Linked DNA regions of Homo sapiens: region 2 is linked to region 1. Evidence: read pairs that join two places in POLR2A ChIA-PET (ENCODE). Cell type or tissue: OCI-LY7. All regions are shown on one strand. Each heading gives the region's core, and the rest is flanking DNA. Links, peaks and the distances in the headings are about the cores only. Region 1 has its middle 45 kb from the start of FOXN3-AS1. Region 2 overlaps EFCAB11 (EF-hand calcium binding domain 11).

Region 1 (4,395 bases), core at 265-4,264:
TTCGAGACCAGCTTGGCCAACATGGTGAAACTCAATCTCTACCAAAAGTACAAAAATTAGCCGGGCGTGGTGGTGGGCAGCTGTAATCCCAGCTATTCGAGAGGCTGAGGCAGGAGAATCGCTTGAGCCCCGGAGGTGGAGGTTGCAGTGAGCTGAGATCGTGCCATTGTACCCCAGCTTGGCGACAGAGCAAGACTCCGTCTCAAAAACAAAACAAAACAAAACAAAAACAGAAAAGCAGCATGGGGGTAACTGCCCCCATGATTCAATTACCTCCAACTTGGTCCCTCCCGTGACACATGGGGATTATGAGAACTGCAATTCAAGATGAGATTTGGGTGGGGACACAGCCAAACCATATCACAGATATTACTGAAAAGTTAAGCAAAAGGATAGAGCCCATTTTATAAACAAAGTTAAGGAAGCTTTCTCAGCAAAGGTTTCTTGGAAAGGGGAACCACTCGGAAGTTTTCCTGCTGTTGCTGAAAAGATAGCTTGATACCATGGTCATGTGTCTATGACACCAGGATTGCTTTTCAAGGAGCTATAGAGGATGAGTGCTCTTGGCCATGAATCAGGGGAAGGCTATCTCCAAGTAGAGTAGGCACTTGAGCTGCCTCTAAACTCCAAGTTAGCTTAGGGACTCCCAGGTCTAGGAAATGGGGCAGGTCTGGGAAACAGAAAGAAGGTAGAGGAATCTCATGGCCCCTCCTATACGTGACGCTTCCTTATTCCTTTGTGCCACATCTCTACTCAGCTGAGAAATCTGGAGGAGACTGGGATCCACTCTGTCTGCACTACCTTGGCAGGGAACAGTGGGCTAAGAGACCACTACCAGGCCGGGCGCGGTGGCTCATGCCTGTAATCCCAGCACTTTGGGGGGTCGAGGCATGTGGATCACCTGAGGTCAGGAGTTCAAGACCAGCCTGGCCAACATGGTGAAACCCCACCTCTACTAAAAATTCAAAATTCACTGGGTGTGGTGGCATGTGCCTGTAATCCCAGCTACCTGGGAGGCTAAGGCAGGAGAATCACTTGAACCTGGGAGGCAGAGGTTGCAGTGAGCTGAGATTGCGTCACTGCACTCCAGTCTGAGTGACAAGAGCACAACTCCATCTCAAAAAAAAAAAAAAAAAGAGAGAGAGACCACTACCCCTGCATATCTCTGATTCCCCAGTCTCCACAGCCAAACTTTTGGGGGAGCCCTAGTAACTTATGGCCCTGAAGCAATGATGTCATGTCCCAGGCTCCAGTGGCTGAGGCTGTACTGAAGAGGTCTCAGGAGCCAGATGCTTTTGTGGAATGGAGGCTTTTCAAAAATACACTCTCTCTGCTCTAGAAGAACCAAATGCTGTGGGGATAATTGGAACCCAGTGTACTTGGCTAGGAAGACCTGCCATGGGTAAGAATGGAATACTTCAAAATTGCTTAACCTGCATGCAGTCTTGTGAATCTTTACTTTTAAACTTATTGCTGTGGTTTGAAAGTGTCCTCCAAATTTCATGTATTGGAGACTTAATCCCCAATGAGGTAACATTGAAAGCTGGGTCCTTTAAGAGCTGATTGGACCACGAGGGGTCTGCTGTCATGAATGCATTAATGGGTCAATGTGTTCTCATGGGAGTGGATCTGGTGGCTTTTTTTTTTGAGACAGAGCCTTGCTCTGTCGCCCAGGCTGGAGTCCGCTCACTGCAGGCTCTGCCTCCCGGGTTCATGCCATTCTCCTGCCACAGCCTCCTGAGTAGCTGGGACTACAGGCGCCTGCCACCACGCCCGGCTAATTTTTTGTATTTTTAGTAGAGACGGGGTTTCACCGTGTTAGCCAGATCTTCTCAATCTCCTGACCTCGTGATCCGCCCTCCTTGGCCTCCCAAAGTGCTGGGATTACAGCCACTGCGCCTGGCCGGTCTGGTGGCTTTTTAAGAAGAGGAAGAGAGGGCTGGGTGCGATGGCTCACACCTGTAATCCCAGCACTTTGGGAGGCCAAGATGGGTGGATCATGAGATCAGGAGATCGAGACCATCCTGGCTAACATGGTGAAACCCCGTCTCTACTAAAAATGCAAAAAATTAGCTGGGCGTGGTGGCGGGCGCCTGTAGTCCCAGCTACTCAGGAGGCTGAAGTGAGAGAATCGCTTGAACCCAGGAGGCAGAGGTTGCAGTGAGCCGAGATCGTGCCACTGCACTCAAGCCGGGGCGACAGAGCGAGACTCCATCTCAAAAAAAAAAAAAAAGAAGAAGAGGAAGAGAGACCTGAGAAAGCATGTTAGCATACCCAGCCCCCTCCATTGCCATGTGATGCCCTGTGCTGCCTTGGACCTCTGTAGACAGAGTCCCCATCAGGAAGAAGGCCTTCACCAGATGTGGCCCATTGACCTTGGACTTTCCAGTGTCTACCACAGTAAGAAATAAATTCCTTTTCTTTATAAATGATTCAGTTTCAGGGATTCTGTTATAAGCAACAGAAAATAGAGTAAGATCCTACACTCTAAGTGTTTCCTATTAACTTGCCAGATATATTCTCCAATAATAGTGGCTTAGGTAGGTGGGAGGCATGATTAAAATAAAGAAATTACACTGGAATGATATGCTCCTGGTGAGGTGGCTTTTGACAGTATTAGCCAGATTCCTCAGTGTCCCAGTCCTGTGTATTTGACCTTGGAAGACTTTACCAATATCAGGAGTTCTGCTAAGGAAGAGGAGGAGAAATTGACTTTTATCCTCATGATTGGGAGAGCCCATCAAGGTTGCCCTTCCTACAATAGAGGGGTTTACCCCAAAGGCAGATTCCTGCTTCCACCTTAAACTCAACTTTCTAATCAATGTTAAATAGTCTTCTGGATTTCCTTCCAGCCAGCAAGTATTCAGAGCTCCTACCATGTAATTAGGAAATAATTTATTAATGCAAAAGTCGATATTTACAAATCTGATTTTACTAGCTGGAGTGGAAGCTCACAGAAGAAGGGGCCTGTCGTATGCACTGCCAAGACCCCCTGTGCCCAGTCCTGCTCCTGATAGGATATGGGATCCCTAAGAATTGGATGCCTGGGTGCTATCAAGGCTTTCTTTCATTTTGGCCCTCAAGTTCTGGAATACCCTTTTCTCCCCTTTTCTAGTTTGCTCCCTGCTTAAATCCTACCTATCTTTCAAGGTCTGTCCAGATCGTTGCCCCTGGATGCTCCTCCTGACTACACCAGCTCTGGGGCTGCCATTTTCCTTCTGCCTCCTACTCTAGACATCATGTTGTAGATTTCAAGTAATTTCCTACAAATCATAGTTATTGTGCTACATTTTGAAAAGGACTTGCTTTTTATTATTATGTTTCAAATTGGAATGGATTCAAGGATAATATTACTCTCTGCATTGGTGTTCTGATATGCTTTCTTTGTTAGTTCATTAGTGTATTTATTATTCATTCAAGAAAATATTCTTTGTGTGTCATGGGCTGGGAAATACCCTGATATGATGCAGTGTTAAGCAAACTGCAGGGTTCCCTCTTCTCCTGGTGCGTATATTCTGGTGGTGCATACATTCTGGTAGGTGAAGACAGACAACAGGCAGACTGAGAGATTTTTTTTTTTTTTTGAGACAGAGCCTCACTCTGTCGCCTGGCCTGGAGTGCAGTGGTGTGATCTCGGCTCAATGCAACCTCCACATCCCAGGTTCAAGCGATTCTCCTGCCTCAGCCTCCCGAGTAGCTAGGACTACAGGCATGCACCACTATGCCTAGCTAATTTTTTGTATTTTTAGTAGAGATGGGGTTTCACCATGTTGGTTGGCCATGATGGTCTTGATTTCTTGACCTCGTGATCCGCCTGCCTCGGCCTCCCAAAGTGCTGGGATTACAGGTGTGAGCCACTGCGCCCAGCCCCCTCCCCCCCCCTTTTTTTTTTAAGATGGAGTTTCGCTCTTGTTGCCCAGGCTGGAGTGCAATGACGTGATCTCGGCTCACTGCAACCTCCTCCTCCTGGGTTCAAGCGATTCTCCTGCCTCACCCTCCTGAGTAGCTGGGATTACAGGCATGCGCCACCATGCCTGACTAATTTTGTATTTTAGTAGAGGTGGGGTTTCTCCATGTTGGTCAGGCTGGTCTCGAACTCCAACCTCAGGTGATCTGCCCGCCTCGGCCTCCCAAAGTGCTGGGATTACAGTTGTGAGTCACCGCGCCCGGCATTTGTCTTCATTTATTTTACCAAAGACATGCCTCTTTGTGGATTCCCCAATGCCTAGCCAAGGTAGGAACTTGTAGAATAATTGATTGATTGATTGATTGATTGATAACTCTACTTAATTAATTTTCTCCATGTTCCATCCTTTGGATGGATAAAGGCAATGCCTACTACGTGCAGATCTAAACTGGGAGTGACTCCTGGATGCAGGCTAACGTTCCTCCTCC
Region 2 (4,395 bases), core at 89-4,088, 420 kb before region 1:
GTATAATTTTTTTTTGTTAAGGGCATTTAAAAATTACTGTTTTCTTATTATTTTTTAGAGACAGAGTCTCCCTGTGTTGCCCAGGTTGGAGTGCAGTGGTGAGAGCATGGCTCACTATAGCCTCAAACTCCTGGGCTCAAGCAATCTTCCCACCTCCGCCTCTGGAGTAGCTGGGACTATGGGCATGTGCTACTATGCCCAGCTAGTTTTTTAAAACTTTTTTGGAGATGAGGTCTCACTCTGTTGCCCAGGCTAGTCTTGAACTCCTGGCCTCAAGCAGTCTCCCACCTCCATCTCTTGAGTAGCTGGATTACAGATGTAAGCCACTGTACCTGACTATATGGACATTATTTGTAGTAGATTCCACAATGCTGTTAAATTTGTCTATATCTAACAGGTACTTGGGAAGAATAATTAAATGAACAGAGAAGTGGTTTAGAAGTGACAGGTGACTTGGCATTTGTGTCCAAATAAAAAGTAAATGTACATTTGGCCCTCTATATCAGCAAGTTCCATGTCTGTGGATTCAACCAACTGAGGACAGAAAATATTTTTTTTAAGTTACATCTACGCTGAACATATACAGACTTTTTTCTTTGTCATTATTTCCTAAACAATATTGTATAACAACTGTTTACATGCCATTTACAATGTATTAGGCATTATGAATAATCTGGAGATGATTTAAAGTATACAAGAGGATGTGCTTAGGTTATATGCAAATACTACAATATTTTATAGTAAAGACTTAAGCATCTATGAATTTTAGTGTTCATGGGAGGTCCTGGAACCAGTCCTTCATGGATACCAAGCGATGACTATATTTATATATTCAGTCACCTTTTGACAAAGCTTAATGGCAGTATTTCTTTTGTGAGTCTGAACAAATTTTCAAGAAACTACAAAACATTCCTCTAATATCAATTTCTTTTATTCAAAGATGTACTAGAATATTATTATGTTAAGATAACTATCTTAGTCCATTTGTGTTGCTTTAAAGGAATACCTGAAGCTGGATAATTTATAATGTAAAAGGGTTATTTGGCTAAAAATTCTGATGGCTGGAGAGTTCAAGATTGGGCGTTTTGCATCTGGTGAGGCCTCAGATTTCTTCCACTCTTGGTGGAAGGCAAAGGGGAGCTGGCATGTGCAGAGATCACACGGCAAGAGAGGAAGCAAAAGAAAGAGTGGGGAGGCGCCCGGCTCTTCTTAACAACCAGCTCTGGTGGGAACTAATAGAGTAAGAACTCACTCACCCTCAACCCCAAGAGAGCACATTCATCTGTTCATGAGGACCCACTTTTCCACCCCCAGGACCCAAACACCTCCCATTGGGCCCCACTTTTAACACTGGGAATCAAATTTCAGCTGGAGGTCTGAGGGGACAAACATCCAAACCATAGCGGTAGCTGTAGGACTTTTTAGCTCTGCCTTCTTTAAATTGTATATTATATGTAACTGAGCCACAGACTGAGAGGTGGGTAGAACATTCACCAGGCCTTTTCTTGTTCCTAAGAACAGTGAAAATTCAAAGAAGGTACACTCTGTAGGAAATCGGTATTTCCCATCATTGCTTATATAAATCTTAAGCAACCTTATTTTAAGGTGAGTAGATGAGTGAATGGATAGAGAGAGAAAAAAAAGAGAGAGAGTGAGAGAAGTCATAGAAACTTGCTGTAGGTTTTTCACCTGGATGAAATGAAACATCACAGATGGTTTCTCACAGATGATCTCTTGGCTTCCTTTTGTAGGAGTTTCTCCCAGGGCAGTGCATTCTTTGTCCATGGTGGGGAAAGAGTCAAAGTCACTATATCAAAATGATCAGTATTCTATAACATATTTGAATTTAGACCATCTCAACATATGCCGCACATACATTTCCCATTGTGCTTCACCCTTAACAGAAACAAATAATAAGACAAGGTAGTATTTGAACCTCTCAATGAAGAGTTTATAATGCATTGAATAAAGTCTTCACAGATACCAATATTTTATTCGTCCCTCTGGCACCCAGGAAGTTTTTCAACACTCAGGCAATGCATGATTGTAAGATTCATGTTAGGTAAGAAATGTGCCTTTCTTTTGTAAAGTAGAAAAAAGGTGTTTGAAAGGGGAAGTGGGATTAGAAAACCAGTATAGCTCCACACAGGTGCTCTTGAGCAAACCAGTTTTTGGAAGCATTATAAATAGAAGTCAAAGTTCTGTTAATTGATTATAGTAATACTACATTGCTTATGTAACCCTAAGCATACATGCTCCTATGTTTAATGCTACTGATCTTGGTTGTAGACCCAGGTTTGAAATTATTTTTGTTCAAGTGCATGCACACTGTCAACTTCATACCTTTACTCTTTAATGAAGGAAAATTTAAGACAAGTAAAATTTAGAACAGATTTTGTATAGTTGGTAGTAGAATTTGAAAATATATTAGTTCCAGGCCAGGCACAGTGGCTCATGCCTGTAATCCCAGCACTTTGTGAGGCCAAGGTGGGTAGATCACCTGAGGTCAGGAGTTTGAGACCAGCCTGGCCAACATGGTGAAACCCCGCCTCTACTAAAAATACAAAAATTAGCCAGGTGTGGTGGTGAATGTCTGTAATCCCAGCCACTCAGGAGGCTGAGGCAGGAGAATCACTTGAACCTGGGAGGCAGAGTTTGCAGTGAGCCGAGATTATACCACTGCACTCCAGCCTGGGTGACAAAGAAAAAAAAAAAGAATATATATATATATGCCAAGTCATAAAGTAGACCAAAAATATAAGTAGCTCTAAAAATAGTTTAGATAAAAATTTTATTGATGGGTAGAGAGTGGATTTTGGAGAAACTGAGATTTTTGTGTATCTCTAAATATGGGGGTTGATGAAGAGCTCAGTTATTCAGCCTTTTACTTCTTTTAACAAGGACTTATTGAGGCAACTGTTACTTGCTTACATTGAGCTAGGCAGTTGGGGATATGGTGTGAAGTAGACAATTTTGTTCTGTAACATTAAATGGCAAAACAGTATCAAGTAAACTAAACCAATGATAACAACCATATAATCACCAGTTGTTCTAAATGCAAAATAAATAAATAAATAAATAAATAGGGTAATAAGAATGCAGAGTAATTGGGATAGTCACTTCAGGGTGCCTGCAGAGACCACAGGAGAGGGTGACGTGTGTTTGTGATTTCTGTGGTACCACCCATCAGTGGACCTGATGGACCATGGTTCTGACTTCTATCCTTTCCCCATTTTATAGATGGGGAAGATGAGATGCAGAAGCACAGTAACTTTCCATGTGCATGTAGGCATCTATGTAAGTGGTTAAGTGAGAATTCAAACCCAGGTGGTATGACTCCAGAGTTAGTATTTTTAACCACTGTGCTGTACTGTCCCACAAGTAATATTAGTTTAATTTTAGTGAAATAACCAAGATAAGTACCAAGCAGACTAACCCCAAAGTCCGCTCTTAACAGCTACACTAACTGCCTCTCAAGAGGTCGTAGAGCTTATAGACTGACACAGCTGGTGTGTTTTTATCATTTTTTTTCTGTGAAGTAATTAGTATTTATTTTTTCTATTTTATTTCGATTTCATTATTTTTCAACTAATTATAAAACACCTTCAAAAGAAAAGAAAAACGGAAGTGAAGTCTCAGTTTAGGATCAATTTGAAATATTCTTAAGACTCTTTTAATATGACATCAGTTAACTTGAGCACCTTCATCTGCCTATGCAGTCCAGTATTCAGGAGAATGCAGTTCGTCTTAGTCCCTTTGAGCTGCTATAACAAAACTTCATAGACTGGGTAGCTTATAAACAAAAGAATTTTATTTCTCACACTTCTGGAGGCTGGGAAGTCCAAGATCAGGGCACTCACTGGCAAATTCAGTGTCTGGTTAGGGCCTGTTCCCTGGTTCATGGAATGGTGTGTCACATGGTGGAAAGGAACAAGGGAGTGCTCTGGGGCCTCTTGGGCACCAATCCCATTCATGAAGGCTCTTCCCTGTGACCTACTCTTATGAAGGCCCCACCTTCTAATACCATCACATTGGTTATTAGGTTTCAACATATGAATTTTAGGGAGACACAAATGTTCAGAACATAGCCGAGTCATACAGTAAATACTAAGAAAGGTATACTCACAACATTTAGAATAAATGGAAACTGAAAAACTATTAATAGGCCAAATCTTAAAAGAGGATATACCAATGCTGACATGCGTACCCACACATATATTTGGCATTTTTGATAGAACAGGTTTGTTCTGGAGAGTTTATACGTAATGAATTTTGCTAAAAGTTTTCTGTAACATCCCTGTGTTGTAATAGGGGAAGAAGCATCACTTTTCTCTTTTTATAATTAGAAAATGCAGGCTTATAAGGTTATACTCAGAGTGGGTCAAGCTGAATATT

Evidence for each region. Peaks named below come from ENCODE experiments on the same cell type or tissue, not always from the same donor. Only the 100,000 strongest peaks of a DNase experiment are listed, where the experiment ranks them.
Region 2: POLR2A ChIA-PET joins it to region 1 with 7 read pairs; 1 of 35 experiments calls an interaction of 5 or more read pairs at or near these places.

The regions. Positions count from the first base shown.
Region 1 is chr14:89,460,526-89,464,920 of GRCh38, reverse strand. It overlaps a transcript of FOXN3 not described here. Among named protein-coding and RNA genes, the nearest start is that of FOXN3-AS1, 45 kb to the right of the region's middle. RefSeq lists an enhancer at 1,403-1,902. In OCI-LY7, for the core only: no CTCF peak of the experiment used is centred there; a DNase peak (open chromatin) is centred at 2,330.
Region 2 is chr14:89,879,789-89,884,183 of GRCh38, reverse strand. All of the region lies in intron 5 of EFCAB11 (EF-hand calcium binding domain 11), which reads left to right. Among named protein-coding and RNA genes, the nearest start is that of EFCAB11, 73 kb to the left of the region's middle. RefSeq lists a silencer at 2,025-2,144. In OCI-LY7, for the core only: no CTCF peak of the experiment used is centred there; DNase peaks (open chromatin) are centred at 1,203 and 2,113; H3K4me3 peaks cover 904 bases; H3K27ac peaks cover 2,761 bases.